Linked DNA regions of Homo sapiens: regions 2, 3 and 4 are each linked to region 1. Evidence: chromatin loops called from intact Hi-C (ENCODE). Cell type or tissue: Calu3. All regions are shown on one strand.

Region 1 (8,000 bases):
ATCACGTGAATTCTTTTAACTTTAGCTTCCCTTAGCTTTGCTAAACCAGTAAAACACATATAGAGGGACACATATTTTGTGACTATTTGCATTGACACAACATCAATTGTAAACCACAATTATATTTCAGGGAGATAATTAAATTATAACTTTAACAAGTACTTTTAACTAAGATCTTAAAAAAACTGGAGATTTTGGAAGTAAATATGTGACTCTATGTGAAAAAAATATGTACTAAGTAAAGAAAACTATTGATTTTTATTAAAGTGATTCAGTCACTGGTAAGTGACTCGGTGTGCTAAAACATACCTAATGTTATGGTGTATGTAATGTTTCAACATTTCCTTTCATCATACCTTGGGAAGTAACACACATTAGGCTCTGTTGGTATAAGGAATAAGACAAATTTTGTCTTCATATATAGATTACTTGGTACAACTAAGTTGACTAAAGTGATAAGAATTTATAACATCTGAAACACAGGCACTTTAGGATGGATTCATATTATTGACCTTAGGTAACTCTCCCCTTTAATGATAACTGAGTTCTCTAAGTCCCCTTAATAAAAGTACCATTAACTATGTAGAAAATACAAATTGTTATTTTCTAATTAAACATACTGTCAACTTATGGATTTATCATTAATGATTCTTTATACATTTTTCAAGGGTCTGATTAATATGATCAATATTCTAGTGTTAATAGTCGGAGAATATCACTTTCTGACTAGGTGCTACTTCTTAATGATGTCGTTCTGAAAGCAACATTCGTCCTTTGTAAGTTTATGAATCAAGGCCAAGAAAGCAACTCAATGAAAGCAAGTTTCTTAAAATGTAATGAAAGTGACAAAAATCCAAAATTTGATTATTGGGTAAGTAGTTTCTCAGGTTTTCTGATGATTATGCCTCTGTGATACTAAAAAGAATTTTTGCATAATGAACAAGAATCTCTCTACATGAGCCACCTGAGAGGCAGGAAAAATGGTCTGTGTCAAGTAACTACACACAAAAATGAACTAAACAACAGCCGTCTGTACAAAAAAGGACACCATTTTAAGTATAGTTTTAGGGAAAGATAAATAAAATTGTAATTTTACACCATTCTGGGACATTTCACTTTGTTTTTGTTTGTTTGTTTGTTCGTTTGTTTTACCTTGATTTTAAAAGATAAAAAAAAACTAAGACAGAATTTTATAGTTTTGGAGGCTTTAGAAGTGGGTAATAGTATCATTCTCATATTTTTAAACTGACCTTCCAGAGGAAAATTTAGAGGGATTTTCCTCCACAGGCAATCAACACAGAAGTAGTTATTCATCTGGGAATTTACAGCACCACTGTAACTTTCAATTAGCAAAACATACATTAAAAGCTGCTGTAAACCACTCCAGGAGGCCTGCTGATGGCTATGATTAATGGCTGTGCATCTACAGCTACTGCACATAGGTCTTAACAGAGCTATTTGTAAATTGTCAGCACAAACTCATGCAACCTCAGGTTATCAATCAGAAAGGTATGCATTGGAGTTGGTTAATTACAGCCCTTCTTCTGTGGCACTAGGAAGTGTATAATATTTTTCAATGACTGAAAACTGTCAAAGACTAGTTTTGAAATTAATTTGCAAGCAAAACGTTACAATAGAAGCTTACTTGTTTCTTCCTGTGTGTTAGGTCTCCCAAAGAAAAAATAGGTCTTACTTAAGTGTATAAAGCTTCCTCTTTTCCAATTTCCACTGTCCTTCCTTTGTTATACATGTCCTTGTAAATTATTTTGTTGCTATAGCCATAGTTTTCATTGTTGTAGAACCAATTTAGCAAGAATGCTATTTGTAGAACTCACACTCATCTCAGGCTATATTCTTACTAACTGATCTCAAAGGTGTCTATCACACAATATGGATTCAAATATAAATGTATTGTGTGTTTTTCTTTTTCCTATAAGATTGGCTGCCTTTTGTAATCCTTGGCTCATGGACAAACTATCTCAAGCCTCAACAGAAACAATAAACCTTGTATATGGTATAGTAATTTTTATTTGTCAGTGTATTCATATTCATTCTTTCATGTGACCCTATGACATCTCAGTGAGGTAGGTAGGACAGGTAATATAGTTTATAAAGATAGTAATAATATAGTAATTAATAATATAGCAAGTTATATAGTGTTCTAATTAGTATGACATTCATTTACTCTATATATAATTTCATTTACATGGTATTTACTTATACTTTAATAACATTTAAAAGCCCCGTTGAAATCAGGAAGGACAAGTCGAAATTTAAATTCTTTACTCAGAAATGGACCATAATTGAAATCATCGTCAATAACCTAAGTTTCAAAAAATCTAAAATTGCATTGGATAGTACCCAAAAGGTGGTGCTGTACAGGAGCAGTTGTCGGGGAAGCCTGGACAAGTATAAACAAAATTTACCTTGGGCTTTCTCCTGACCAATACCTCAGATCTATCACTAGGCATCAAATCTGTCCCTGCTACATCAGGCTGCCCAGAGTCTACTAAGCCTCCTAGGCCTTATGACTCCATGCAGTGTTCTGTGCTCCAAACGCATTGCCTTCTGCGTTTCCCCCACAAAAAAATAAGTAAATAAATAAATAAAATAAAATAAAACATATCTTTAGTTAACTAAACTGTTAATGTATTTCTCCTGAGTCAAATATTTGCATTTTCACAGGACAATTTTGGAGAAAGAGTTCTTTAAAGGGGTGATTTTAACAATAAGAAAAAATGTAGGATTTTTCCCCATGAATTTCACCAGCTGACCATTTGCCTGCTACACGTACACCCTGAGTTGACCTTAATAATTCTCCATTGTCTGAAATGCAAGAGTCTTTCCACTGGGTTAATAACAGCAGTCAAATAAAGCACATTCTGATTTTTGCACCCACTTAGAAACATGGTGCTAAGCAATAAGTGTAACATCTGAAGCACAGAAGGGTGACTTTTTAAAACAGAATCTCAGCTTTCTCACCTAATAAGTTCCCAGCTGAGCCTAAAAAGTGCTTATCTGAACTCAGACCAGTGACTCCAAATGACCACGTATTAAGAAAAAAAAAAGCACTGTAGTTAAATACTCAGAGCATGTAGAATACTTTAGGCACTTACAATTTATTTTCTTTCTAAAGTACTCTGATGCCTCTTGCCATTTAGTCCAGTTAAGGCAAGTTTTCCCAGACACTTTTCTCAATCCCTCCCAAACAAGGCACAAAGTCAGGGAGCCTCTGAGATCTAACCTGATTTCCACTCTGGCAAATGTGTAGATGGCTGAGCTCTTAAAGTCAAGCAAAAGGTCTTCCTTATAATTGACACACAGAAGTACTGTTAATGGATTCCTAGCTCCTGTCAAGCTCTCCTGTTAAGCTATTCATATGTATTATGAATGCAAGTTTCACAACAACAAAAAAAGTAGCTAGAGTGCTAGAAATGAAGAAAACACCTCTCTAAATTCCCTTAGCTCTCTACCCTGGAGCTGCTGACTCAAGAAACACCAGTGCCCTCTCCTGGTCAGAAGAAAGAAATTCTGTCCTATCTAGCCATAAGGGAGCAGTCAACAAAGAATTACCAAATACTTTATGAATCTGTGTCAACCAACATTTTATTTATAGGAACAATGTTAGGAAACAAGATTTTCATGAATCGTACTGCTTATCTAAAAAGCAGTACTACTGGCTACAGATTCTAGACACAAATAAGAGATAATGATTTTCAAAGAGTGCATACATATATTCAAGCATTGCAAAATTGTTCAAATACCAGATATTCAGAAATGATATGTACACGAAATTGTTTATGTCACTTTCTGTACGCCTATGTATGTAGACAAAAGTTAGCTAAAAAAGGAAATTGAAAACTGTGGAAATCTTGAAAGAAGTTTTCTCATAACAGGGCTCATTCTTTCCAAACACAGTGTCTTTTCTTGTGTACAGATGTTGAAAGCTTTGGTGCAACGAAGAAACTCGCAAGGAAACTGTAAATGTGTAATAAAGGAGCTTAAAACACACACACACACACGCACACACGCACACATGCACACACACATGCACACGCACACACGCACACACACGCGCGCACACGCACACACACGCACACACACACACGCACACACACGCGCGCACACACACACACAGTACCCACAAAGAAAAGAAATACTGTCCTCTTCAAAACAGTTGTTTTGAAAAACTACACTCATATGCTGTGAACCTTTTCAAAACTTCCTTTTTGAAAGTGTAGTCAGAGCCAAAAATCCATTATTATTTTCTGGTAATACCATGTTTTTGATCCACGGATGCATTATTCAGTTTGAGCTCCTATATGATTCAGCATATTGAATTCTAAATCCAATTTAGAATTTCTAAATATTCAAGCATAGTTTCTAGGATAAATATTTATCAACACCAAGGATATTTAAAAAGATTTATCTGTTTGTCTGTTGATAGAAACTTTATTAAAACAATAAAAAGTGGTTTATCATTTGCTCACAAGATAATTGTAAAAGATGAAAAAAAACTTCAAGGGTGACTGAAGCATTGCCAGAAACATGAGAATAAGTTGAGGAGATGGCCGTATTGATTACCTGGAAGAGAATAAAATTTAGATGTCTGAATTTTGTTGCATTATTCAAAAATTATTCATATCTCTTTTCTGTCACCGCTAAGGAAATTTATTGTTGAAACTCACGTTGGGACCTGGGGCTTGAACCACAGAAAGCATGGGTGTTTGGCTATATAGCTAGAGAGAGTCAAGAGAATATTAGACAATTTTTTTCTCATTCTCTATCGGTGTGTTAGGGAGCCTCATTATGTTCTCCTGAGGATTGAACTCTAGGCTCCTCACTTGGCCTTTGCTTAAGTGGATAGAGTGGGGCCACAGGATTTTCTTGTGACATTTGGCTAAAATAGAATGAATATTACCTAAATCTTTTCTATCTTGCTAGGCTGTCATTTTCCTGGTCCTTTTGCTAGAGAGGACAGACTTCTGTTAAGACTTTTTGATTGTTGTTTGCTCCTGTTGATGTTTCCAGGTATCACCTCTTCACATCCCGAAGTTCCTAATAGCTCTGTCTTCTTTTCTCTACCTTTTAGAGCCTTCCTAATCTGTGTATATATATATATATATAACGACAAGGGTTTTCAGCTGCGCTTAGTGTAATGAATAATGAAAATTATGGGTAGTCCATATTGCTGGAAGTGGAAAAACACATTCCTTTTGAGATATCTAAGACATGCATTTGGAGATGCTCAGTAAACAGCTGAATACATGAGTCATGAGTTCAGAGCAAGGTCTGGACAGGAGATATAAATCTAAGAGTCATAATATATATGGCATTTAACACCATGATCCTAGATGAAGTCACTAAGGGAGTTACTGTAAGTAGAAAAGAGACACCCAAAACTTAGTGCTGGGGCACTTCAATGCTTGCAAGATGGAGAGTTGAGGAGAATTCAGAAAGATCCTGAGAAGGAACAATCAGAAAAATGAGAGGAAGTCCAGGGGAGAGTGGTTTCCCAGAAGTCAGGTGAATATAGTATTTCAGGAATTAGAGAGTAATCAACTGTGTCCACTGCTCCTAAAAAATCAAATAACAAGAGGACTGAAAATAGACTATGGACTGTAGAAACATGGATTCTCTTTAGTGGTTATTGTATTGATGCTTTAATTGAATCCATTATTTAATTATTTTCATCAGGTATATTCCTCAAAATTGTATTGTCTTAGAGTAAGAAGGATATATCATATGGTTTGAATCTGTGTCCCCGCCCAAATCTCATGTCAAATTTTAATCCCCAGTGTCAGAGATGGGGCATGATGGGAGGTGATTGAATCATGGGGGCAATTTTTAATGGTTTACCACCATCTTCCCTTGGTATTGTATAGCGAGTGAATTCTCAGGAGATCTGGCTGTTTAAAAGTATATGGCACCTCCCCACTCTTCCTTCAGCTCCAGCCATGTAAGACAAACCTGCTTCCCCTTCACGTTCCAGGATGATTCCAAGTTTCCTAAGGCCTCCTCAGAAGCTGAGCAGATGCCAGCATCATGCTTTCTGTACAGCCTGCAGAACCATGAGCCAATTAAACCTCTCATAAATTACCCAGTCTCGGGTATTTCTTTACAGCAGTATGAGAACAAACTAATAAGCCATCCATCCAACCACTCAACAAATGTATAGCATCACTGATAATTATTGGTAGTCTTTGCTTAAACACTTCCAATGGCAGTTAGCTCACAACTGTGTAAAGTAGTCATTTCCATTTTTGGAGTAACTTATTGTTCCTTGTGCTGGATATGTAATTACTTTTCATTTCTATTCATTATTCACAGTTCTATTTTTGCACTTATGCAACAAAAAGAAATGTTGCCAGGTATTCACAAGTCACTTCTGTTTTGTTGTTGTTGTTTGTTTTTAATCTGTGATTTCTTTAACTTCCACCAGCTGTCACAAGGGTGGAAATGTCAAGAATGCCTACGGCTTCACGAGTAGGTTCAGGAAGACCCTGCTTTCTTCTCGCCTCATCAGTCCATCCCCACAAAGGCCATCACAACACACAGGATTACTAAGCATCATTCCCCACTTGTATTTTCAAATATGGTTTCTTTCCTCTAGGCCATAGTTCTGTCGTTAGCTATCTATCACTCATCCTCCCTATGTCCTATCTAGTAACAAGCAATTGAGAGTTCCTGCTCTGAACCTATGAGAGGGCTTATGTTTACAACTCTGTGATTGCTTTATTTGATATGATGCTCTTAATCCAAGGGCACAATTGGAACAACCAGGCCATTTCCTAGGTACACCTAACAGTAGCTTCTAAATTTCATGTTGTTCCCAACCCCATTCCAGGAGTCAGGACATAATGTCATAAAATGTAGCCACCTAGCTCTAAAATAACATTGCTACAAACTTACCTCAGTAGGTATAAGATGATTTCATCCTAGATACCAAGCCTACCTGTCATCTGTGGGTGAGATAATGTTCATGAAAAAAAAAAGTTATAGAGGGAGAGTCAAGATAATGTGAGTGGAAAAAAGTCACCAGATATATGATTTTTCACATTTTCAGAGAAACTTATCCAGCAGTTATTAAGATATCTCCTAAACCAGTCAGAATTGAGTGAGAAATAACTCACTCTGACTTGGTTGAGCAGCAGACCACATTCCCTTTAATAATCTATTTCTTCTAATCAGCATGATTAGCATGTCTTTAACCATTTCTATTTTTGCTTAACTGATCCCAGGGAAGCTACACAGACAACACAATTCAAGGTGGTTCCATGAAGAGAGAGGTACTGTTTACATGGAATAAACTCTTTGTTCTTATCTACTGTCCACCCCTCATTGTTAGCTACTAAAAATATTTAAACTATATATATATATATAAAATAAAAGGCATATATATGGTGTATATATATATATAAAAGTATATATATACTGTTTATATATAAAAGGTATATATGTATAAATATATATATAATATATATACACATATATACTTTTCTGCCTTTCTGCGCCAAGAAATACTTTTCAAAAAAAGTTTCCTTGACCATGAAAAAACAAAACAAAGGATCAGCAATGTTTTAAGCAAAAAGTTAAAAAGATTACTTCAGTCTTTTATTAGTTCACTTCATGCAGTTAATTGCTTTTCTGCTTGATATTCAAGAACATTTCAGCTGTTGGTGAGTCCCAAAAGTTTTTTCTCTTTTCTGATATTACAATTTCCAAAACTATCAGAAACCTGCATTCAAGAGCATCTGTTAGAGTTTTCTAGCTGATTATGAAACCACCCTCTAAAGAGGACCAAAACAAGAAAACAACTGTCTGTGGATGACAAAAGTTTTAGGGTAGGCATAGTCAAAGACAGAATTGACAAGGAAATTTTTACCTCTGTGGCACATAATAATTTAACATAACAATTATAATTATTACTGATAATATACACTATGTTATATTAGAATTACAGGATCTTCCCATGATTTGGGAACATATATCAATAACAT
Region 2 (8,000 bases), 1.7 Mb before region 1:
GATAAAATAGAAGTCATGCACAGATGTCCTTTTCCAGTGACTGACTGGTACCTAAAAATAGAGGCAACCACATTATCCCAGCACTTCTCCAAAGCTGTCACTAAGGAAGACTTAGTAGTCTATTGGCAACCAGATTTGACCAGTTATTCTCCTGAATTACTCAGCATTGTAACTTTTAGTGGAATGCTGATAGCTTTTTCCAGTGGGCTGACATTAATATCAAAGGTTTCTTCCGGGCCTGGAATGGAAGCTCTGTTGAAAGCTAATCCTAAGGGGGTCTCTGCACAGCTAAGGAAAAAAAAAAAAAAAAACATCGAGGCTTGAGTTTTCAAAATAAATGACACTAACTTGTGCTGACATTTCCTGTACTTTATTTTAAAAACCTAAAGGAAAACTGTTAGTGAAGTCTGCTGTAATGCAGACTGCTAAAAGGAAAATATGTAAACTTTTAAAAGCAAACAGAAATAACTAAAAAAAAATGATCCTAAATTCAAAATAACCTGCAGACACTTAGTATTCAGACTTCTGGCCTGTGAGACAGAAAACCATGAGGCAATAAATTTCTGTTGTTTAAGTCATCCAGTTTGTGGCACTTCATTATGATTACTCTAGAAAACTAATACAATAAATTTAACGTTTCATAATTACAGTCATGTTCTGCATAACGATGTTTCAGTCAGTGATGGACCACATATTACAACAGTGGTCTCAGAAGGTTATAATGGAGCTGAAAAATTTTTGTCACCTAGTGACATGGTAGCTATTGTAATGTCACAGTGTAGCACATTACTCATGTGTTTGTAGTGATGCTGGCATAAAAAAATCCTACTGCACTGACAGTCATTATAAAAGTACAATATAGAACATACAATTATGTACAGTTGTAATACTTGATAATGATAAACAACTGTTACTAGTTTTGTATTTATTATACTACACATTGTATTGTTATTTTAGAGTATACTTTTTCTATTTATTATGAAACGTTAACTGTAAAGCAGCCTCAGGCATGGTGTGCAGGAGATATTCCAGAAAAAGGCATTGTTATCATAGTAGATGACAGCTCCACGTGTGTTATTACCCCTAAAGACCTTCTAGTGGAATGAGATGTGGAGGTGGGGGACAGTGATATTGGTTATTTATGATCTTGATATTGTGCAGGCCTAGGTTCATGTGTGTGTCTGTGTATTAACATTTAACAAAAAATTTAAAAAGTTACAAAACTAAAAATAGAAAAAAGCTTATGGAATAAAGATATAAACAAATAAAATATTTCTGTGCAGTTGTACAATGTGTTTGTGTTTTAAGGTAAATGCTATTGCGAAAGAGTCAGAAAGTTTAAGAAATTTATAAAGTTAAAAAGTTGCAGTAAGCAAGTGATAATTTATTAATAAAGAAAGAAAGTTGTTAACGTAAATGTAGTGTAGCCCAAGTGTATAGTGTTTATAAAGTCTACACTAGCGAACAGTATTGCCCTACACCTTCACATTCATTCACCGCTCACTCACTGGCTCACCCAGAGCAACTTCCAGTCCTGCAAGCTCCATTCATGGTAAGTGCCCTAGACAGGTGCGCCATTTTAAATCTTCTATACCATATATTTACTGTACTTTTTGTTTGTTTATATTTAGATACACAAATACATACCACTGTGTTAAAATTGCCTCCAATATTCAGTACAGTAACATGCTATTTAGGTTATACAGGTGTGTAGCCTAGGAGCAATAAGCTATACCATATTAGCCTAGGTATGTATTAAGCTATACCATCTAGCTTTGTGGAAGTAACACTCTATGATGTTTGCAGGGCAATGAAATAGCCTAACACATTTCTCAAAACATATACCTATTGTCAAATGATGCATGACTACGTGTGGAAGCCTGTTTCTATCTATTTAGAAGTACACACACACAACATGTGTGCATGTAAGTGTGGGCATGTGCACTCACAAACACACCCTGAGGGACGTTAAGGCAGAATTAATTGTATATTTCCAAAATTAACACTCATTTTATTTTTAAGCAAAAATATTTAGGGCTCTAATTCTATAAAATGATAAAATAAACAGCTGTGTTACAGCAGTCCTAGAAACAGTTTGTATTATTAATTCTAAATCAGCCTAGAGAGTCATTGAGGTTGAATAAGAATGACAAATGTCAGTGCATCATGAAGAACAAATGAAAAGGGACAAATGCTATAGCAGACCTCAGGTGTGGGCTGCTTTGGGAGTGGCATTCTCATGTAGACATTCTTATTTGGATCATACGTAATCCACACATGAAGGCATAAAATATTTTGACAGCAAAATTCCAGTGTGCCAGCAAGTGTGCAATTTGAACCCCAGCAGCTTCTTAGGAACACGTATTAAGTTGGTGCAAAAGTGACCGCAGTTCCTGTCATTACTTTTAATAACAACTATCTCATAAAGGTGTTTTGAAGGTTAAATATTAAAGTGCCTGTAATAGTACCTGATACACAATGTACGTGGTTTTAATGGCAAAAACCACAATTACTTTTGCATCCACCTAAAGAGGGGGGATTCATTTGACAGTGAAACATTGAAGTAACTGTAGATTAAGTGACTTCTCTCAATTATTCAGTGGGAGATTCTTCCAGATAGCATTCAAATTAGAAATTATTTTATTTCTGTTCAAAGTCAGACACATTTATATAACAGCAGTGCAAACAGATATATTTGTAGAATTACATTTACTTATATATGCTTATATACAATATTATATGCATTTCATCATTATAATGTCATTCTGTTACATGTTAAAAGTTTTGAGTGGCGTGTGTATGCGTATGTGTGTGTGTATGTATCTTTTTTTGTACACTGTGAAAACTCACATACTCCAGGAGAGGGGATCACAGTTTAAGATCTTAATTAGCAACCACCCAAATTAGTAGTGCATCTTTCAGCTGAAGGGATGAGGGAGGGAACATTTAGGAGTAGGTTGAAGATAGACAACAAAGATAGGAAAAAATTTGGTTACATCTTTATCTAAGAACATTCCTGAAAGCGATAATATAGGTGAGAGAATACTAAGCAACTTGGTGAGCCCCAGGTAATCTTTCAACACACACTGACATTTTTTACTTCTCTTCAGTTACACCCTGCAGAAAGCACAATACGAACACTGGGTTGCCAGGAGTTGGTTTGCCTTGATCTTTGGGGTTGGGAGAACTGCAAAGAGTTGAAGTGGTTTAGACATTTTTAGAATTTTCTGGAATGCATTCTTCAGATCCTCATTGTAATAATGCCCCTGAGAAGATTTCCAGCATATAAACTCTACTCTAGACCAGAAGCTTTATTTAATAATTATAGATGTGTTTGTCTGAATATGGAATCATTTGTATCTTGCCTGGTTGCAATAAGCTGTTAATCATCTCCTCTCCCAGTAACATTAATAATGGTCGTACATTGTGTATTAGGTACTATTGTAGGTACTTTATATTTAACCTTCAAAACGCCTTTATGAGATACATGTTATTATTTTCATTTTACAAAAACATTGAGAATTTATGGAACAAGACAAGGATACCCACTCTAGCCACTCCTACTCAATACAGTTAACCAGGGAGATGAAAGATCTCCGTGAAAATAATTACAAAATACTGTTGAAAGAAATTAAAGATGACACAAAGAAGTGGAAAAATAGTCCATTGTGGGCAGCAAGCCACCCAGGTGCCAAGGCAAGAGACCGAGGACACAAGCTGTTCCAATATAATAAAGAAAATATATAAAATAAGAATAGTTATACTAGAAATAGATTATAGATAGATATGATGATATATGAACATTATTAATCATCAGTTTATAGCATTACCCTTTATTCCAATATTATAATAATCTTTTCTCTACAATTATAACCTAGGAAAAACCAGGCCATAAAGAGATAGGAGCTGAAGGGGCAAGGTGAGAAGTGACCAGAAGACGTGTGAGCCCTCTGTCATGCCCGAACAGGGCCGCTAGAGGGCTCCTTGGTATAGCGGTAACGCCAGTGCCTGGGAAGGCAACCGTTACTTAGCTGATCTTGGTCTAGCAGTAGCGTCAGTGCCTAGGGAAGGCACTCATTACTTAGCAGACCTCCCCAGGAGAGTTAGAGAAGACTCTGCTCCACCACCTCTTGTGGAAGGCTTGACGTCAGTCATGCCCACCCACAGCCATCTGGAGGCCTAACCGTCTCTCTGTGATGCTGTGCTTCAGCGGTCACACTCCTGTTTCACTTTCATGTTCCATTCTGTACACCTGGCTCCGCCCTCTAGATAGCAGTAGCAGAATTAGTGAAAGTATTTAAGTCTTCAATCTTTCTGAGAAGAGCATAGAAGAAATAATGACGTAGGCTGTCCTCTCTCTCTCAGCCTCAGCTACCTAAAAGGGAAAGGCCCCCTGTCTGGTGGACACATGACTCACGTGACCTTACCAATCATTGGAGATGACTCACACTCCTTACCCTGCCCCTTTGGCCTTGTATACAATAAATAGCAGTGCAGTCAGGCATTCGGGGCCACTACTGGTCTCCGTGTCTTGGTGGTAGTGGTCCCCCAGGCCCAGCTGTCTTTTCTTCTATCTCTTTGTCTTGTGTCTTTATTTCTACAATCTCTCATTTCCGCACAAGAGTAGAAAAACCCACAGACCCTGTAGGGCTGGTCCCTACAATCCATCCTCATGGATAGTAAGAATTAATATTGTTAAAATTGCCATACTGCCCAAAGAAATTTACAGATTCAATGCTATTCCTATCAAACTCCCAATGACTTTCTTCACAGAATTAGAGAAAATTATGCTAAAATTCATACAGGACCCAAAAAGAGCTTGAAGAGCCAAAGCATTCCTAAGAAAAAAAAACAAACCTAAAACATTACATTACCTGACTTCAAACCATGTTACAAGGCTACAGTAACTAAAATAGCATGATACTCATACATAAACAAACACATAAACCAATGGAACAAAAAAGGCCAGAAATAAAGCCACACAACTGCAACAATCTGATATTCAACAAAGTCAACAATAACAAGCAATGGATAAAGGATTCCCTATTCAATAAACGATGCTGGGATAACTGGCTAGCCATATGCAGAAGATTGAAACAGGACTACTTTCTTACACCATTTAAAAAATTAACTAAAGATATATGAAAGACTTTAATGTAAAATCTAAAATTACAAAAACCCTTGAAGAAAACCTGTGGTATACTATTCTGGACATAGGACCTGGCAAAGATTTCATGATGAAGATGCTAAAAACAATTGCAAAAAAAAAATTGACAAATAGGACATAATTAAACTAAACAGCTTCTGCACAGCAAAAAAAAAAAGTCATCAACAAAGTAAACAGACAACATACAGAATGGGAGAAAATACTTGCATAATATTCCTCTGACAAAAGTCTAATATGCAGAATCTATAAGGAACTTAAACAGATTAGCAAGCAAAAACCATGCAACCCCATTAAAAAGAGGACAAAGGAAATTAACAAACACTTCCCAAAAGAAGACACACACACACAGCCAACAAGCATGTGAAAAAAATGCCCAACATCACTAATTACTGGAGAAATGCAAATCAAAACCACAATGAGACACCATCTCACACCAGTAAGAATGGCTATTATTAAAGAGTCAAAAATAACAGATGCTGGCATGGTTTTGGAGAAAACGGAACGTTTGTACACTGCTGATGGGAATGTAAATTAGTCCAGTCATTGGGAAAAGCAATTTGGCAATTTCTCAAAGAACTTAAAAAAGAACTACCATTCAACCTGGCAATCCCATTATTGAATATATACCTAAAGGAATATAAATCGTTCTACCATAACAACACATGAACACGTATGTTCAACAAGATGATCTACCTGGCATTATGTTTACATATAATACTTGGTGTCACATACTGTTCCCAAATCAACGGCCTGGTAGAAAACAAAGTGTAACAAAATGGGATTGAAGCTGGCTGAATTTAGAGATGAGGTAGCCTTAGAAGTAAGTGTTAGAAAGTTTTCTTACAACCTGGGTTTTTGTGGGCCCACCTTCTTTTGTGGAGACAGTGAGGGAAATAGGTTTATTTCTTTCATTAAAACTGCACAGTCTATGAACATGTGAGAGCAATAACATTGGCTAACATCTATAGAGTACTCACTATGTATCAGCAGAGTCATCACATTGTCCAAATCTAAAAAGCATCATTCATGCTACATTCTATGTAAATGGCATCCCCTGAAATTGGGTTATTAATAGTACCGGGTGTCAGGCACTGTTCTAAACACTTTGCATATATTACCCCAATGTAATACTTATAACAACCCTAGGAGGTATGTACCATTATTATATCCACTGGACAGATGGAGGAACTGAGGTATAGAGAATATAAGTAACTAGGTCAAGGCTACATAGTAAGTGACAAAAAGTAGATTTAAATACAGCCTACTTAAATGTAGAGGCCATGATCATAACCACTACACAAACTGTCTCTACAAAGCTAGAAAAGAGTTTATGGATTTAGAAATGAAGAGATAGCAGTGGCTGGATGAAGAGCATCTGAATGAAGTTAGGAGGTAAAATGTATGCCAAAATTTTTTTTCACATTTGCTAAACCTGAGCCGCAAATTTGATTCTGAACTTTCGAGCTGTCAGTGCAGATGGAAACCCTATCAACTGTATGAGTTATAATATCTTAACAACAAATATTGTTACTAACATCAGATAACTAGTCTCTCATGAGATGTTTTCAAGAGGACATTGTGAGCAGTATCAACAAGACCTTGACAATAAATCCAGCAATTTGTTTCTTAAAGGCTGTTTCTAATAATTCCCCTTATTTTAATTCAATGCCTTAATGACAAAATGTCTGTAAAAGATATTATTGATCTATACTATGTCAAAATAAAGTTGCCCAGCAGTCCAGATTAACAATTCTCTGGTGACCTGGATTAAGCCAGAAATCGATTGTAAAGCATCCAAGGGGAAGTCCCCTTCAGGGACTTCACTATAAATATAAGCTTTTCAAATTAGATTTGGAAAGTGTTGAGCAGCAATAAATGCCAGGTTATTCTGTGTTAGAATCTGGCCTTTCTTTCCCTTCCTTCCTTCCTTCCTTCATTCCTACCTTCCTTCCTTCCTTCCTCTTTCTCTCTTTCTTTCTTTCTTTCTTTTCTTCTTTCTTTCTTTCATTTCTTTTTTCTTTCTCTCTCTTTTCCTGAAGGTCTCACTCTGTCACTCAGGCTGGAGTGCAGTGTAGCCATAGCTCACTAAAACTTCAAACATCTAGGCTCAAGTCATACTCCCACCTCAACATCCTGAGTAACTAAAACTACAGTTGCATGCCACCATCCCTGGCTATTTTTTATTTTATTTTATTTTGTTTTATTTCATTTTTGTAGAGACACAGTCTCACTATGGTTCCCTGGTTGGTCTTAAACTACTTGCCTCAGATTATGCCAAGATGGCTGACTAGACTCAGCAAGGTGGAACAACTGCCAGGGAGGGATCCAGACTACTAGCATACTTCTAACAAATCTTCAGAGGGAAGGCACCAAGATGGAGGGAAGTCGTAGAAGCTGGGCTGAACGGGCAGGAATATGGGAACTCTACACGGGGCTATTGTGCACCTGGACTCATTTCCTGCCCCCCCCATTGGATTCAGGGGAATAGGTGAGTTGAATTAGCAAGGAACAACGCATTCTCACCATTGGCCTCTGGAACTCCAGCAGGAGGAGATACTTCGACCACTATGGACACTCGAGTGGCAGAGATTGCTGCTTAGAGAAATGGTAGGGGCAGCATAGAGGCTGATGTGGAGCACAGAGAGATTAGTGTGAGAGCATCTCTAGCAGAGCACATCCAGAGACGGCCATGACCCTAGGCTTGACTTGTCCCCATAGGAGACTTTAGCCCTAGGGGAACTGTCAATCCTGAACTCTGCAGGGTGGTCTTACCCATCAGATGTGGCCAATCTGACCTGAGCACTACTTGGTCTGCTGGCCTCTACAGGGGTCG
Region 3 (8,000 bases), 460 kb after region 1:
AGTTTACTGCTAGTTACTCAGAAAATGTATCCCTGACCACCAGATTTAAAGTAAGTCCTGGCATCCCACAGTATTATCTATTCTTCATTTTTTTATTTTCTTTCACAGTAGTATACCACAATTTGTAATTTTTTGCTTACTTTTGCTTATTTGTTTATTTTCTGCCTCTTCCACTGCTTAGTGCACTAAGTTCCAGGATTGTATGGAGCTCATTTGTACTGTTCACTGATGGACATGTAGAACCTAGAACTGAGTTAGTACATCTCAGACACATAACATCCATTTTGTGTAAGACAAGTACTAATGTGTTTTCTCTCATTAGAGATTAGTTTGCATTTTCTATAATTTAGTATGAATCAAATCTTTTAATATTTATTCATATTGTCATGTATGTCAATATTTTTTTTCTTTTTGAGTAGTATTTCATTGTGAGAATACCACAATTTGTTTATGCATTCACCTGTTAATGGACATTTAGATAGTTGCCAGTTTTTTGCTATTACAGATTAAGTTGCTATTAATATTCATATACAAGTATGAAAATATGCTTTCTTCTTTAGTAAATACTGTCCAATGGTATCACTAGATCATATGGTAAATGTATTTTTAACAACATGTGGACATGCCAAACTGTTTTCCAAAGTCACTGTACCAGTTTACATTTTTATAAACGGTGTATCAGTGTTCCTTTTCATCCTTGACAGAATTTGGAATGATCTTTAAAAGAAAAATTTGGACATTCTAATGGACAGGTAATGGTATCTTATTGTGATTTTGGTTTACATTTCCCTAATGACTAATGATTTTAAGCATCTTTTCTTGTGTTTATTGGCTATTTATATATATTTTTATGTATAAATCATGTGTCATTAAACAATAGGGATACATTGTGAAAAATGTATCCTTAGGCTATTTTTTCATTGTGTGAACATCATACAGTGTACTTAAACAAACTTTGATAGTTTAGCCTACTACACACCCAGGCTACATAATATAGCCTATTGCTCCTAGAATACAAACATATATGGCACGTTGCTGTACTAAATACTGTAGGCAATTTTAACACAATGGTAAATATTTATGTATCTATACATAGAAGAAATACAATAAAAATATGGTATAAAAGGTGAAAAAACGATACACCTGCATGAAGCACTTACCATCGTGAATAGAGCTTATAGGACTGGGAGTAGCTATGAGTCAATTGGTAAGTGGTAAGTGAATGTGAAGGCCTAGGACATTACTGTACACTATTGTAGAGTTTATAAACACTGTACACTTAGACCAGACTAAATTTTAAAAGTTTCTGTCTTCAATAATAACTTAACCTTAACTTACTGCAACTTTTTTACTTTATAAACTTTTTATTTTTTTTAACTTTTGACTCTTTTGTAATAACACTTAGCTGAAAACACAAACACATTGTACAGTTGCACAAAAATATCTTTACTTATACCCTTATTCTATAAGATTTGTTTGCTATTTTTAATTTTTATTTTTTTAAACTTTTTAACTTTTATTATTAGAAACAAGGCACAAGCACACATAGTAGTTTAGGCCTACACAGGTTCAAGATATTCAATATAACTGCCTTCCCTCTTCACATCTTGTCCCACAAGAAGATCTTCAGGGGTAATCACATTTGTGGAGCTTTCTTCTTGTATAATAACAATGCCTTCTTCTGGAATATCACTGAAGAATCTGTCTGAGAAGGTTCACAGTTAATTTATTTTATAAGTATTAATAGAAGGAGTACACTTTAAAATACAATAAAAATATAGTATAATAAATGCATAAACCAGTAACAGTCATTTGTTATCATTATCAGGTGTTATATATATACATAACTTTTATATTATTCTTTTATATCAATGGCAGTGCAGTAGATTTGTTTACACTAGCATCACCACAAACACATGAGTAATACATTGTGCTGTGATGTTACAATGGTTAGGATGTCACTAGGTAATAAGAACATTTTCAGCTCTATTATAGTCTTATGGAACCACTGTCATGTATGTGGTCTATTTTTGGCTGAAATTTATTACTTGGCTCATGATTGCATCGTGTATTCAAATATTTTGCCCATTTCCTTTTTGGATGGTTTGTATTCTTATTGAGTAGAAAGATATATTTACATATTGCAGACACAAGTCTTGTGTCTAATATCTGTTATGCAAATATTCTATCTTAGTGTGCTCTGTTTTCAGCATGCACATACACATTTATAATTGTATGGCTTCCTAATACATCATCATATTTATCATTATGAAGTGTCTCTCTTTATCTCTGGTAACCTGCTTTGTCTTGAAATATATTTTGTCTGATACTAAAATATCACTCAAGCTTTCTTATGCTTAATATTTGTAAGACATCATTTCTCTATATTTACCTTTAATCTATTTATATACTTATATTGAAAGTGTGTTTCTTAGAGACAGATATAGTAGAGTACTGCTTTTTTCCACTCTGTCAATGGCAACCTTTTAATTAAGTGTTTGCACGGGTGTCCAACCCTTTGAATGCAAGATTTTTTTTTGCTTACCTATGGTGATAGATACAACTAAACTTATGCAAGATTTTTTTTAAGCTCATCTGCTATTGTTAGCGTTAGTGTATTTTATGTGTGGCCCAAGACAATTCTTCCAATGTGGCCCAGGGAAAAAATGTTGAACACACGTGGTTTAGACCGTTAAAATGTAATCTAAATAGTAATATTTTTACTTTAGGTTAACCATCATGTTGTTGTTATTATTATTATTATTATTATTATTATTATTGGAGTAACAAAAATGTCATTTAGTCAACATTTATTTAACATTGAATATATCATATTCCCGTAGGCTCTGGGAATACAGGAATAAACCAGATAGACAAAACAGTCTGTCCTTTTGACTGCTGGGATTATCAGCCTTGCTTAACTACAAGGCTTAACAGAGGTTTCAACTATAAATCTTTTTTAAAAATTTGTATTTTACTTTAAGTTCAGGGATACATGTGGAAGACGTGCAGGTTTGTTACATAGGGAAACGTGTGCCATGGTGGTTTGCTGCACCTCTCAAGCCATCACTCAGGTATTAAGCCCCACATGCATTAGCTACTTTCCCTGATGCTCTCCCTCCCCCTGCCCCCAACAAAGGCCAGTAGGTGTTGTTCACCTCCCTGTGTCCATGTGTTCTTATTGTTCAGCTCCCACTTATAAGTGAGAACATGCTAACCATTGTATTATTTATTTTCTCTGTGTCTCTTATGTTTATTTATTCCTCTATTTTTCCTTCTCTATTTTCTTTTTAAATATTTAAAATATTTGGATACTTTTATTTTTATTTTTATATGAACCTGTTTACTATAACCCTGTGTGTGGTTTTTCAGTGGTTGATTGATGATTTGCAATAAACATACTTAACAATTCACAGTCTACTTAAAGTTAATATTGTGCCATTTAACCCCAAATGTAGAAATCTTGCAACTAGTTTCTCTTTATTGATGTTATTGCTACAATTGTCAAAAAATTATGTTTTCATACACAGAAAACCACACCAGACTATGTTATATTTACTTTACAAAGTTGTGTATATTTTAAGAACTTAAGAGAAAATAGTCTTTTATAGTTTGGTAGATAAATACCATTTCAGTTGTTCTTCTTTCCTTCCAGAAGATTCAAGCTTCTCTTTGATATTCACAAATAACTTTAGTATTTCTTGTAGAGTAGCTCTATTCGTGATGAAATCTCTTAGTTTTCCTTCATCTGAAAATGCCATTGTTCATTCCTGATGTGCTAGGAAAATAGAATGCACAGTTGACATTTTTTTTCTTTTTAACTTCAAAGATTTTGTTCCATTGTTTTCTGGACTTCATAGTTTCTGATGAGACTTCTACAATGTTTGAACTCTTGTTCCACTGTGTGTAATTTATTATTTTGGGGGGAAGATTTAAAGGTTTTATTCTTTAGCTTTGGTTTTCAGCAGTTTAATTGTGATGTGTATAGACATAGCCTCTTCTGAATTTATTCTATTTGAAGACTGTTGAACTTCTTAAATCTGTGAATGTATGCTTTTCCCTACATTTGAGAGGTTTTTGGTCATTATGTCTTCAGATAAATTTTCCACTTCAATCTCCTTCTCTTCTTCTAGAATTCTAATTACTTTTGGATAGTGTTCCACAAGTCCCATTGCTCATTTTTTCAATTTTTATTATTCTCTCTTTTACAATTTGGATAATTTCTGGTGATCTAGTAATTTTCTTTTTAGTTTCCCTGATTCTTTCCTATGTCAATTTTTAAAATTGCTGATATTGAACTTTTTGTTCTAAATATTCCATTTTGTTCTTGTATTATATTTTATATTTTCTCCGATAACGTCTATCTTTCTATTTATGGCAAGTATGTTTACCTCTACCTCATGGAACACAGAATAGCTGTTATGTTACAGGGTATTAAGTTTTGGTTACACAAGATAAATAAATTACAGAGATTAACTGTACAGTATAGTGCCTATAGTTAGCAATATTGTATTGTTTACTTAAAAATTTGCAAAGAGTTTAGATCTTATGTGAAGTGTTCTTATATTATCAATAATAATACTAATGATAATAATAATAAGTAAAGACAGCAGGAGGAGGTTTTTGGAGGTGATAAGTTTATGACATAGATTGTGGTGATGACTTCACAAGTGTATCCTTATCTCCAAACTTATCAAGTTGTATATACATTAAATATGTATGGCATTTGTGTGTCAATCACATTTCAACAAATGCAAATCAAAATCACAATGAGATAGAATATCACACTAGTAAGATGGCTATTACTAAAAAGTCAAAAAACAACATATGCTGGCGAGGTTGGAGAGAAAAAGGAGCACTTATATCCTGCTGGTGAAAATGTAAACTAGGTCATCCACTGTGGAAGGCAGTTTCGAGATTTCTCAGAGAACTTAAAACAAAACTACCATTCCAAGCAGCTATCCCTCTGGCGGATATATGCCCAAAAGAAAATACATAATTATATCAAAAAGACATATGCACTAATATGTTCATCACAGCCCTATTCACAACAGCAATAGAATCAACCAAGATGCCCATCAACAGTGGACTGGTTAAAGAAAATGTGGCACATATACACCATGGAATACTACACAATCACAAAAAATGAAATCATGTCCTTTGCGTAAACAAAAATGCAACTGAAGGCCATTATCTTAAGTGAACTAATGCAGGAAGAGAAAACCGAATACCACAATACACGTGGACACAAATATGGGAACAATAAACACTGGAGACTACTTGAGAGGGGAGAGTGGGAGAAGAGTGTGGGCTGGAAGGCAACGTATTATATACTACGCTTACTATCTAGGTAACAGGATCATTCATACACTAAGCCTCAGCAACGCAAAATTTACCCATGTAACAAACCTGCACATGTACCCCCAAGAACCCAAAATAAAAGTAGAAGAAAATAAAAGTAGAAATAAATAAAAGTTTCATAAAGAAAATATACTCAAAATCATGATAATAATTTACATATTATAAGAGTTCCATCACAAAATAAAATCAACAGTGTTAGGAGAAACTGAAACTAATTTATAATGAATTCAATGAACTATAAGTTCTATGCTGCATGGAAATTAGGGACTAGAATTAATTCTTGATTCATGCCTATTCCAACCTCAACAATGCTTATCCTCTGAGGTGTATCATCAACAATTTGACATTCCAGTTAGTTAAATTCAATGCAATTTTTAAGAACAATAAACATAGAGAAAAAAATTTTAAGTATATAAAGTTATTTCAGCCAACAAATGTAGGGTAATTGCTACAAGTAAATGAATATCTTGTCACTACCCTATACATTCTCAGATAATTGCTAGAAATAAATGTCTACCTCGTCAATCTGCAAAAAAATAAATAAATAAATAAGTAAAAGTTTTGGTCTGATAGTTCCAACATTTTAAAATTATTTGGAATCTAGGAAATTATTATTTGTTTTATCAGGCAATCAACCTGATTCAGACTACATATTTTACTTGAAGTTTCTCTGAGACTATCCAAGCAGGTTATTAAGCAGGGACTTTGAAATGACAGCATGAAACTCAAGAGAAGAGCTGCGTATAGATATGGAGTCACATACCTAAAGACAATAATTGAAACAAATGAGTGTATTAATAAGACAATATGTGTAAAAATGAAAGGTTAAAAAATGAATAAAATACAAATCTAGGTATCAGATAAGAAAAACAAGAAAAGAGATAAAGATATCAAGCTTAGTTTTTGTCACCGTGCCTAGATTATAGTTGATGATCAATAATATCTGTTGAATCTGTGAATAAAAAGACAACATAAGGATGAAGTGAAATAATTCTAAAGTTAGAATAGAGTTAAACATATTTTGAGTTAAAGAGAAAGAATACAGTATATAGTTAAATAGAATAAATTGAGATTAGAGACATTGATAAAAATATAAGGACTCTGTATTAGAAGCAATGCATCATGGTGGCATTATTACAAATTTCCTGATATGATAGAAAAAGTCATAGGATTCAACATGTACCTTTAGTGGTAAAAAAAAAAAAAACCTTTACTTTGCAATTAATTGAATTACATAAAAGTAAGGGAAAAGAAGGTATCACATCAGATCTTCATAAGTGAGTGGTTAGATAAATAATGGTAACCCATTCTTTAAGATAAAGTAAATAGAAGAGTTTATCTTTAACATCTCCTTTTACTCCACCCTCTACATTCCAAACAAGGCACTATAAAAAGGGGCATAGCACTGACATCATCAAGTGGTATAAACATCAAGATAAGAGATGTTTCTTACATAAAAGGGAAAGAATAATTATTGAAACGTGAAGAGAATCCCATCTCCACATCACAGTCCAATTCCATATGAATGGTGAAATTAAAGATAGCATCCACTAGGGAATATTTTTATTTATCCTGTGAAAGAACAATGTTTTTTAAAGCAAAGGAAGAGAAATTATTCTGTGATAAGAATTTAGAATGTAAAGAGATTTGTTCACAAAGGAACAGTAGAATGGTAGGGATGAAGGCCAGTGGTAGTGTTGAAAAGAGCTGAGGTAAGGGTGTGTGCAGTGTCATAGGGAGTTAATAATACAGAGGAAATAGTTTTAGAGAGGCATTATCTTTTAGCTGGCCATTAAGGGTACCAGAAGTTCAATCATGGGTAGAACTTACTGATCTTAAGAAGTCTATTATTGATGAGAGAACTAACAAAGGATTGCGGGTTTAACCTGTTCTGACTTTGATATGTGTTTCTGTTCTTGCCTGTGCCACCCCTTAGGTTGGTGAGAGCTGCCTTTAGGTTACATGGGAGCAGCAAGGAGGATACTTGTATGGATGGGATCTACCACAATTTGAGCAGCCTCTAGTTTTGGTGAGATCTGCCGCACTATCTGTAAAATGGACAAAAAAGAGAAAAGGACAATTGAACACAGAGGTGCACAAGAAAGAAGCAATATGAGCTCATACCTAGTTTTCTTTTGCTGTTGGTCAGAGATGATTTCTTTATTGTATTTAAATATACATTACATAAACTTTGTCAATTTAACCATATTTAATTGTACAGTTTTTGGCATTAATTACTTTCACAACATTTTGCAACCATAACTACTATCTGTTTCCAAAACATTTATTCCACCCAAAACAGAAACTCATAACCATTAAGTAATAACTCCTCACTACCATCATCTACCCGCAGCCCCTGGTGACCTCTAATCTACTGTCTGTCTCTATGAATTTGCCTATTTTAGATATCTCACCTTCATTTCCTAAAAAAGATATTGGTCATTGGTTAAGAGTGCTGAGTTATCATCTTGAGAGGACTGGCCACTGATGGTATACTGAGACAACATATAAACTAGAGAACAGTAAACAGCTTACAATGGCCAGAATAGTCATAAAAATGAGCTAAGTGACTCAAGTATCATCCAGTAGATATTTCTTGGAACTGAAATATTAGAAAGACAATGTTCTATCTAAAGGTT
Region 4 (8,000 bases), 260 kb before region 1:
AGCCAATGGGCAAAAAAAAATTAAAGGAATGTTAAAAATGCATTAAGAAAACATAAAATGGAAATATACAAAAACAAATAAGATTCATTAAAAGTAGTTTTAAGAGAAAAGATTATGGCAACAAATGTTTACACTGAAAAAGAAGAAAGATCTCAAATAAACAACCTGCTATTGTACTTCAAGGAACCAGAAAGAGAAAGACAAACTAGGCCAAAGTTAATTGAAAAAATAAATAATAAAGATCAGAGAATAAATAAATAAAATGAAGACCAGAAAAACGATAGAAAAATCAATAAAGCAGAATTTATTTTTTGAAATGATGAAAAAAATCTTAGGTAGACAAAGATAAAAAGAAAGAAAATGTAAATTAAAAAATTAAAAAGAAGACATTACAACTGATATTACAAAAAGTAAAAAGGAACATGAGAGTTTTGTATGGACAATTATATAACAAAAATTGGATAACCTGAAAGAAATGACTGTATTCTGAGAAACAGTACAACCCACCAAGACCAAATCTGGAAGAAAGAAAATCTGAACAGACCAATAATGAGTATAAAAACTGAATCAGTAATAAATGTCTCTTCAAAGAAAGTGCAGGACTTTGTGGTTTCACTGGTGAATTCTACCAAACATTTAAAGAAAGATTAATACCAAACCTTCTCAAACTTTTCTAAAAATTAAGAAAGCAGGAATACTTCCAAACTGTTTTTGCAAAGCCAGCATGACCCTGATACACAAACCAGATAGTGACATTATAAGGAAAGAAAGTTACAGTTCAATATCCCTGATTAACATAGATGCCAAAATTCTCAACAAAATTCTAGTAAATGGAGTTCAACAGCACATTGAAAGAATAATTTACCATGATCAAGTAAAATTTATCACAAGGATTCAAGAATGGTCTAACATACACAAATTTATAAGATGTACTATGTGTTAAGGAATAATGACCAAAAAATAATCACCTTAACTGATGCAGAAAAAGCATTTGTTAAATGTTCAAGATTCCTTCCTATAAAAACTCTAAAACATTTAAATTTGGAAGGAATGTGCCTCAATACAATAATGGCCATATATGACAAACATACAGTTAACATAGTCAATGATAAAAAGTTAAAAACATTTCTTTTAAGTTCAGAAAAAAGACAAAGATGTCTACGCTCAACATTTTTATTTGAATATTGGTAGTAATAGCCAAAGCAATTAGGAGGAGAAATAGAAGACATTCAATTGAAAAGAAAAAAATTAAAGTATTGCCTTTTTAATATGACATGATATTTTATACGAAATTATTAAAATTGTTGAAACTAAGAAATTACTTCAGTAAATTTGGAGTTTGTAAAGTAAACATACAAAGATGAGTAGAGTTTTTGTACACTAACCTTGAACTATTAAATAGTAGAAGCAAAAAGCAAATTACATTTACAATAGCCACAAACATTAAAATACTTGGAAATAAATTTATGCAAAGTGGTGAAAGACCTACACACTGAAACTGTAAAACAATGAAGAAATTAATGAAAGCAGGCATAAATAAATGAAAATGTATCCTGTGTGTTTGTGTGTAGGACTAATTAATATTGTTAGCATGCCCATACTACCCAAAGTTATCTACAGATTCAATGCAATTCTTATCAAAATATAAACACTATTTTTATCAGAAGTTGAAAAAACAATTTTAAAATTAATTTAAAACTACGAATGACCCTGAATAGCTAACGCAATCTGGAGCAATAAGAACAAAGCTAAAGATAACACCCTATCTGACTTAAAAATATACTACAAAGCTATAGCAACCAAAGCAGCATAGTACTGGTATAAACAAAGACATCTAGAAGAATGGAATAGAGTAGGAAGCCAACAAATAAATCCAGGCATTTACAGTCCATTGATTTTTAACAAATTTGCTATAAATACACAATGGAGAAAAGATAGTTTCTGTAAGAAATAGTGCTGGGAAGAGTGGATATTCACATGCAGAGAATCAAATTAGGCCCCTATATCACACCATACAAAAAATTAACTAAAAATGGTTGAAAGACTTAGATGTAAGACCTGAAACTGTAAAACTATTAGAAGAAAACATAGGATAAATGTTTCATGACATTGGAGTGGGCAATGATTATTTTAATATCTATCCCCGAAAGCACAGGCAAAAAAGTAAAAATAGACAAATGGGATTACATCAAACTGAAAATCTTCTGGACAGCTAGGGAAACAATAAACATAGCAAAGGAAACCTACAAAATCAGAGAAGATATTTGCAAGTCATTGGTGTGAGAAGGGGTTAATATTCAGACATATAAGGAACTCCTACAACTCAATGGCAAAAATGTAAACCTGATTAAACAATAAGGAAATAATCTGAATAGAAATTTCTCTAAAGAAGACATGCAAATGACCAGCAGGTATGTAAAAACATTGTTCAACATTGCTAAACAAAATTAAGAGCAAATTAAAACCACAATGAGATATTACCTCACACTTGTTAGAAGGGCTATTAAAAAAAGATGAATAAGTGTTGGTGAGAATGTGAAGAAAAGGGAAATCTTGCACACTATTGATTGAAATTTGAATTAGTACAGCTATTAAAAAATAGATTCAAGGGAGGGAAGATGGTCAACCAGAAGTTGCTAGTGTTTCCTGCTCTCATAGAAAGAAATACTAGGCAAGTGAATACTACACCTTCCACTGTAACATCCAGGTGCACGTATGCATTGGAATTTATCAAGGAAACAACTTGACCCATGGAGAACAGAGAAGAGAAAGACAGGATGACTGCCCCCCAACCCCCCCACCCCATGGGAGTAACATGGAGACAGGGGAGGCTTTCCTGCCCAGGGAAACAGTGAGTGAGAAACCCCAAGGGCCTACATTTCTTCCACGAATCCTTGCAACCCTGGTGTCAGGAAAGCCTCTTGTGAACCTGCTCCACCAGGGCCTTCAGTCTGACATGCAGAGCTAAGTGGAGTCTTGGCAGAGCCATCACTCAGGCACACGTTGAGTCCTGGGAGCCTTGGATCCCTGGGCATTGTGGCAATAGCAGCTGCATCTCCAGCAAAGGGGCAGGTTAGCATCCCTTACATGCCCGAGGAAAGGGGCTGAATCCACGGGGCTGAGCAACAGTGACAAGCAGGCTTTACTTTCATGGAAACTTTCAGGAAAAGACCCACCGGCCTGGGACTCCAGCCACCCACAGTCAGTGCTCTTGAGCTGGCAGCAGCTACACAACTCCTTGAAATGAAACTCTCAGGGGAAAGGTTGGGCTAGCATATTTGCTATTTTGCAGCCTTTGCTGCTACTGCCTTAAGGCTCTAGAAAGTCCAAGGTGACTAAGTACTGGAGCAGATCCCCAGCATAGCACTGCCACTCTGCAGAGAAATGGCCAGACTGTTTATTATGCAGGTCCCAGATCCCATTTTTCTTCATTCAGCAGGAGGTCCCAACCAGAAGCTCTACCCACTACCAGTTGGAAATATCAGGCCCCTAGCAGCTCCACACCTCCCTGGGACAGAGCTTCCAGAGAGAGAGGTGGGGTGTCATCTTTGCTTTCTTGCAGCCCTTGCTTTAGCTGCCTTCAGACTCTGGAGAGTCTGTGAGAATAAGGGGCTGGTGCCTACCCCTAGAACAGTGCAGCTGCTTAATGGAAAAGTGGCTGGCCTGTCTTCCATACAGGTCTCAGACATTACTTTTCCTCATTGGGAGGGGCTGCATGAACTGTGACTCCAGGATAACCACTTTGCTCCTACCTGATCACTTTAATCAAATGCGCTCAGCTTTTCTCCGAAGAGAAGATCCCAGAATCAACCCACAACTCCTCCAGCATTGCAGCTGCAGTGGTACCTTTTTAAGCTCCCACAGGCAGGGGAAGGAACAAAGGGCCTTGTCGCTATGCTGGCACCCCAAGTGCACAGCAGCCAACATATACAGAGAACTCCAGTCCCTCTACTCTGGGAACTCCCATCCCCCACTCTTCACCAGGCAGGGACCCCAGCTCAGGACTGCAGAACAGCCACCAAACTCATGGCTGAGAAAGCCCACTTGTTGTGGTTCTGAAATTCCCTGGGGAGAGGCTCCCAGAGGCAACCAACAGCTCCTCTGCCATTGCCACATCAGTGGTTCTGCCCCTGCTGCCTTTGCTCTGAGGAAGAAATAAAGAGCCTGAGGGCTACACCCAAGCTTACAGCATGCCACAATCACCACATTAAGAAGAGACCTGTCTCTCCTACCTGTGAGCCCTTGACCACTTGCTCCACAACAACCAGAACCCTCAGCTCAGGCCAGCAGTGCAGCCACACCACCCCCTGGTTGAACACTCCCAGTAGTAACGGCTTCATGTTTCTTGGAGGTGGAGTTCCCAGTGGCAACTGAAAGCCCATCTGCCACTGCCTCTGCAGTGATACTGCCCCTGCTCCCCTCAAACTGAGGAAAGTGCAAAGACCCTAAGTGCCTTATTAACACGTCCAGCAAGCTGCAATTACCTTAAGTAAAGGAGGCCAGTCTGTCTCCCACAGGTCCCATCTACCACCCCTGCTCATTGCCAGGCAGGGATTCCCTGGCTTGGACCCGCAGTGCAACCCCTTCCTTCTGGGATGACCACACTGATTAATTGCAGCTCTACGTCTCTCTGGAGTGTAGCTCCAGAAGAAAAGTGAAAGACCCTCGGGCACATTTACTGTCAGAGGATCTTTTCCTAGAGGTCTCTTCCTCTATTGCCTCCAAGTTGAGGAGGTAAGATGAACTCTGAGATCAACCCAGAGCTGTGGTGTGCAGCCTGGGTTTGCCAAGTCGTGATCTGCAGCCAGCATTCAAGTGAGAGAGAAGCCCACACTTTCAGAGCATTGAAAGAAAGCACAGCTGTAACTGTGAGGAACTACAGAGAAGTCACATGATTGAGCAAGAGCCTACCTACTGACAATTATGCTTAAGCGCCACCTACTGGATCATATCTGAAATGTTTAACAACAAAAATACTTTGCTTAAGTACTACCCTGTGAAATCAAAGATAACAAGTTAGCTTCAAATCAAAACCCTGTGCAAAGTGTTTGCTCTCTGGAAACATTGGGAAAAGAATTTTGCTGAATGTAGTCAATCTACACTGCAGTTAAAAGAACACTCATACAGAGACATAAGAAAGAACCAGCAAAATAAATCTGACAAGTCAAATGGCCAGAGTCTTCGAGTTTTCTGTCCTTGAAGTGACCATTCTAATTTTCCAGCAAGAGTTCTTAATAAGGATGAGATGTCTGTGATGAAATAAACAGAACTCAGAATATGGATATGAATGAAGATCATTGAGATTCACGAGAACATCAAAACTCAGTCAATGCAAGGAATCTAAGAATTACAAGAAGATGATACTGTAGCTGATATACAAAATAGCCAGCATAAAGAAGATACTAACTGATCTCATAGAGCTAAAAAAAAAAGAACTACAAGAATTTCATAACGCTATCACAAGTATTAACAGAAGAATAGACCAAGCCAAAAAAAGAATCTCAGAATTTGAAGACTGCCTCTCTGAAATAAGAGAGGCAGACAAAGGTTTTTTTTTTTAATGAAACCAAATGAAAAAAAAAAACTCGAGAAATATGGGATTATGTAAATGGACCAAATCTACAAATCACTGGCATACCTGAAAGAGACAGGGAGAAGGTAAGCAATGTTAAAAACTTATTTCAGGATATCTTTCATGAAAACTTTCTCAACCTCGCTAGAGAGGCCAACATTCAAATTAAGAAAATGCAGAGAACCTCTGTGAGATACTACACAACAAGATCTTCCCAAGACAAATAATCATTAGATGTCCGAAGGTCAAAATGAAAGAAAAATTGTAAATGACAGCTAGAGAGAAAAAGCAAGCCACCTGCAAAAGGGAACCCCATCAGGCTAACAGCAGACCTTTCAACAGAAACCCTACAATCCAGAAGAGATTGGGGGGCCTATATTCAACATTCTTAAAGAAAAAAAAGATCTCCAACCAAGAATTTCATATCCAGCCGAACTAAGACTTATAAGTAAAGAAGAAATAAAACTATTTTCAGACAAGCAAATGCCTGTTACTAGCAGACCTTTCTTACAAGAACTTCGGAAAGGAACACTAAATATGGAAAGGAAAGATTTTTACAAGGCACTACAAGAACACAGTTAAGTACACAGGCCGGTGACACCTTAAAGCAATCACACAAACAAGTTCACATAATAACCAGCTAACAACACGATGACAGAATCAAATCCACACATATCAATATTAACCTATAGTGTAAATGGTCTAAATGCCCCAATTAAAAGGCACAGAGTGACAAGCTGGATAAACAAGCAAGACCCAATCATATGCTGTCTTTAATCTCACGTACAGACACACATAGGTTCAAAATAGAAGAATGAAGAAAAATCTGCCAAGCAAGTGGAAAAGAGAAAAGCAGAAGTTGCAATCCTAATTTCAGACAATACAAATGTTCGACCAAAATTAAGCCAACAGGGATCAAGAAAGACAAGGGAGAGCATTATATGATGGTAATATTTTAAATTCAAAAAGAAGACCTAACTATTCTAAATATATATGCATCTATCCCAGGAGCACCTAGATTCATAGAGCAAGTTCGTAGAGACCTACAAGGTGAATTAGACTCCTACACAATAATAGTGGAAGACTTCAGTACCCCACTAAAAGTACTAGATAAATCATTGAGGCATAAAACTTACAAATATATTCAGGACCTAAAATAAACACTGGATCAAATGGACCTGATAGATTTCTAGAGAATTTGCCAGCCCCAGAAAGCAGAATATACATTCTCCTCATTGCCACCTGGCACATATCAACCCCTGTCTGAACACATCTAGTAGTAACGGCTACTCTAAACTCTAAATGGAACTCTAAATTGGAAATCACAATAGGACGTCAAACAATTAGCAAATGCAAAAGAACTAATATCAAACCAACCACTCTCAGACTACAGCAAAATAAAATTAGAAATCAAGGCTAAAAATATTGCTCAAAGCCATACAATTACATGAAAATTAAACAACCTGCTCGTGAATAACTTTGGGTAAGAAATGAAATTAAGGGAGGAATCAAGAAGTTATTTGAAACAAATGAGAACAAAGACGCAAGAACCCAGAATCTCTGGAACATAGCTAAGTCAGTGTTAAGAGGAAAAATTACAGCACTAAACACCCACATAGAAAAGTATGAGAGTTTTCAGGTTTACAACCTAATATAACATCTAAAAGAACTAAAGAACCAAGAGCAAACCAACTCCAAAGCTAGCAGAAGACAAGAAATAACCCAAATCAGAACTAAACTAAAGGAAACTAAAAAACAAACAAACAAACAACAACAACAAAAAAACATTTAAAAGATCAACAAATCCAGGAATTGGTTTTCTGAAAAATTTAATTAAATAGATAGACCACCAGATAGAAAAATAAAGAAGGGAAGAGAGAACATTCAAATAAACACAATTAGAAACATCAAGGGGGATGCTACCACTGATGCTAAGGGAATACAAGTAAACATCCCAGAATATTATGAACACCTCTATTCACACAAACTAGACAATTTAGAAGAAATGGATAAATTCCTGGGTACGTACAACTTCCCAAGACTGAAGCAAAAATAAATTGAATTCTTGAACAGTCCAATAACAAGCTCCAAAATTGAATCAGTAATAAGTAGACTAACAACCAAATAAAAGCCCAGGACCAGATAAATTTATGGCCATATTGTACTAGATGTACAAAGAAAAGTTGATAAAATTTCTACAGAAACCATTTCAAGTAATTGAGAAAAAGAAATTCTTCCCTAATTTATTCTATGAGGCAGCATCATCTTGATACCAAAACCTTGGAAAGATACAACAACAACAACAAAAAGAAAATGTTAGGCAAATATCCTGAATGAATGTCAATGCAAAAATCCTCAACAAAAAACTGGCTAACCAAATCCAGTAGCACTTCAAAAAGTTTATTCACCATGATAAAGTAGGCTTTAT

Evidence for each region. Hi-C counts contacts between places; a loop is a spot of excess contacts. Peaks named below come from ENCODE experiments on the same cell type or tissue, not always from the same donor. Only the 100,000 strongest peaks of a DNase experiment are listed, where the experiment ranks them.
Region 2: it touches region 1 in a loop (5-fold over the local background); 5 of 110 quality-filtered maps call a loop at or near these places.
Region 3: it touches region 1 in a loop (2.2-fold over the local background); 3 of 110 quality-filtered maps call a loop at or near these places.
Region 4: a loop joins it to region 1, with 2.9 times the contacts of the local background. A loop is called at or near these places in 4 of 110 quality-filtered maps.

Annotation. Positions count from the first base shown.
Region 1 is chrX:81,953,600-81,961,599 of GRCh38, reverse strand. No RefSeq gene overlaps it. Among named protein-coding and RNA genes, the nearest start is that of SH3BGRL, 760 kb to the right of the region's middle. In Calu3, no CTCF peak of the experiment used is centred here; a DNase peak (open chromatin) is centred at 3,489.
Region 2 is chrX:83,631,420-83,639,419 of GRCh38, reverse strand. No RefSeq gene overlaps it. Among named protein-coding and RNA genes, the nearest start is that of POU3F4, 130 kb to the right of the region's middle. RefSeq lists an enhancer at 4,059-4,408. In Calu3, a CTCF peak has its summit at 3,973 (motif pointing right); a DNase peak (open chromatin) is centred at 3,999.
Region 3 is chrX:81,491,625-81,499,624 of GRCh38, reverse strand. LOC105373285 (a long non-coding RNA gene) reads right to left here. Exons shown (of 4, transcript XR_007068281.1): 4 at 1,329-1,705. Among named protein-coding and RNA genes, the nearest start is that of SH3BGRL, 290 kb to the right of the region's middle. In Calu3, no CTCF peak of the experiment used is centred here; no DNase peak of the experiment used is centred here.
Region 4 is chrX:82,215,453-82,223,452 of GRCh38, reverse strand. No RefSeq gene overlaps it. Among named protein-coding and RNA genes, the nearest start is that of SH3BGRL, 1.0 Mb to the right of the region's middle. In Calu3, a CTCF peak has its summit at 4,871; no DNase peak of the experiment used is centred here.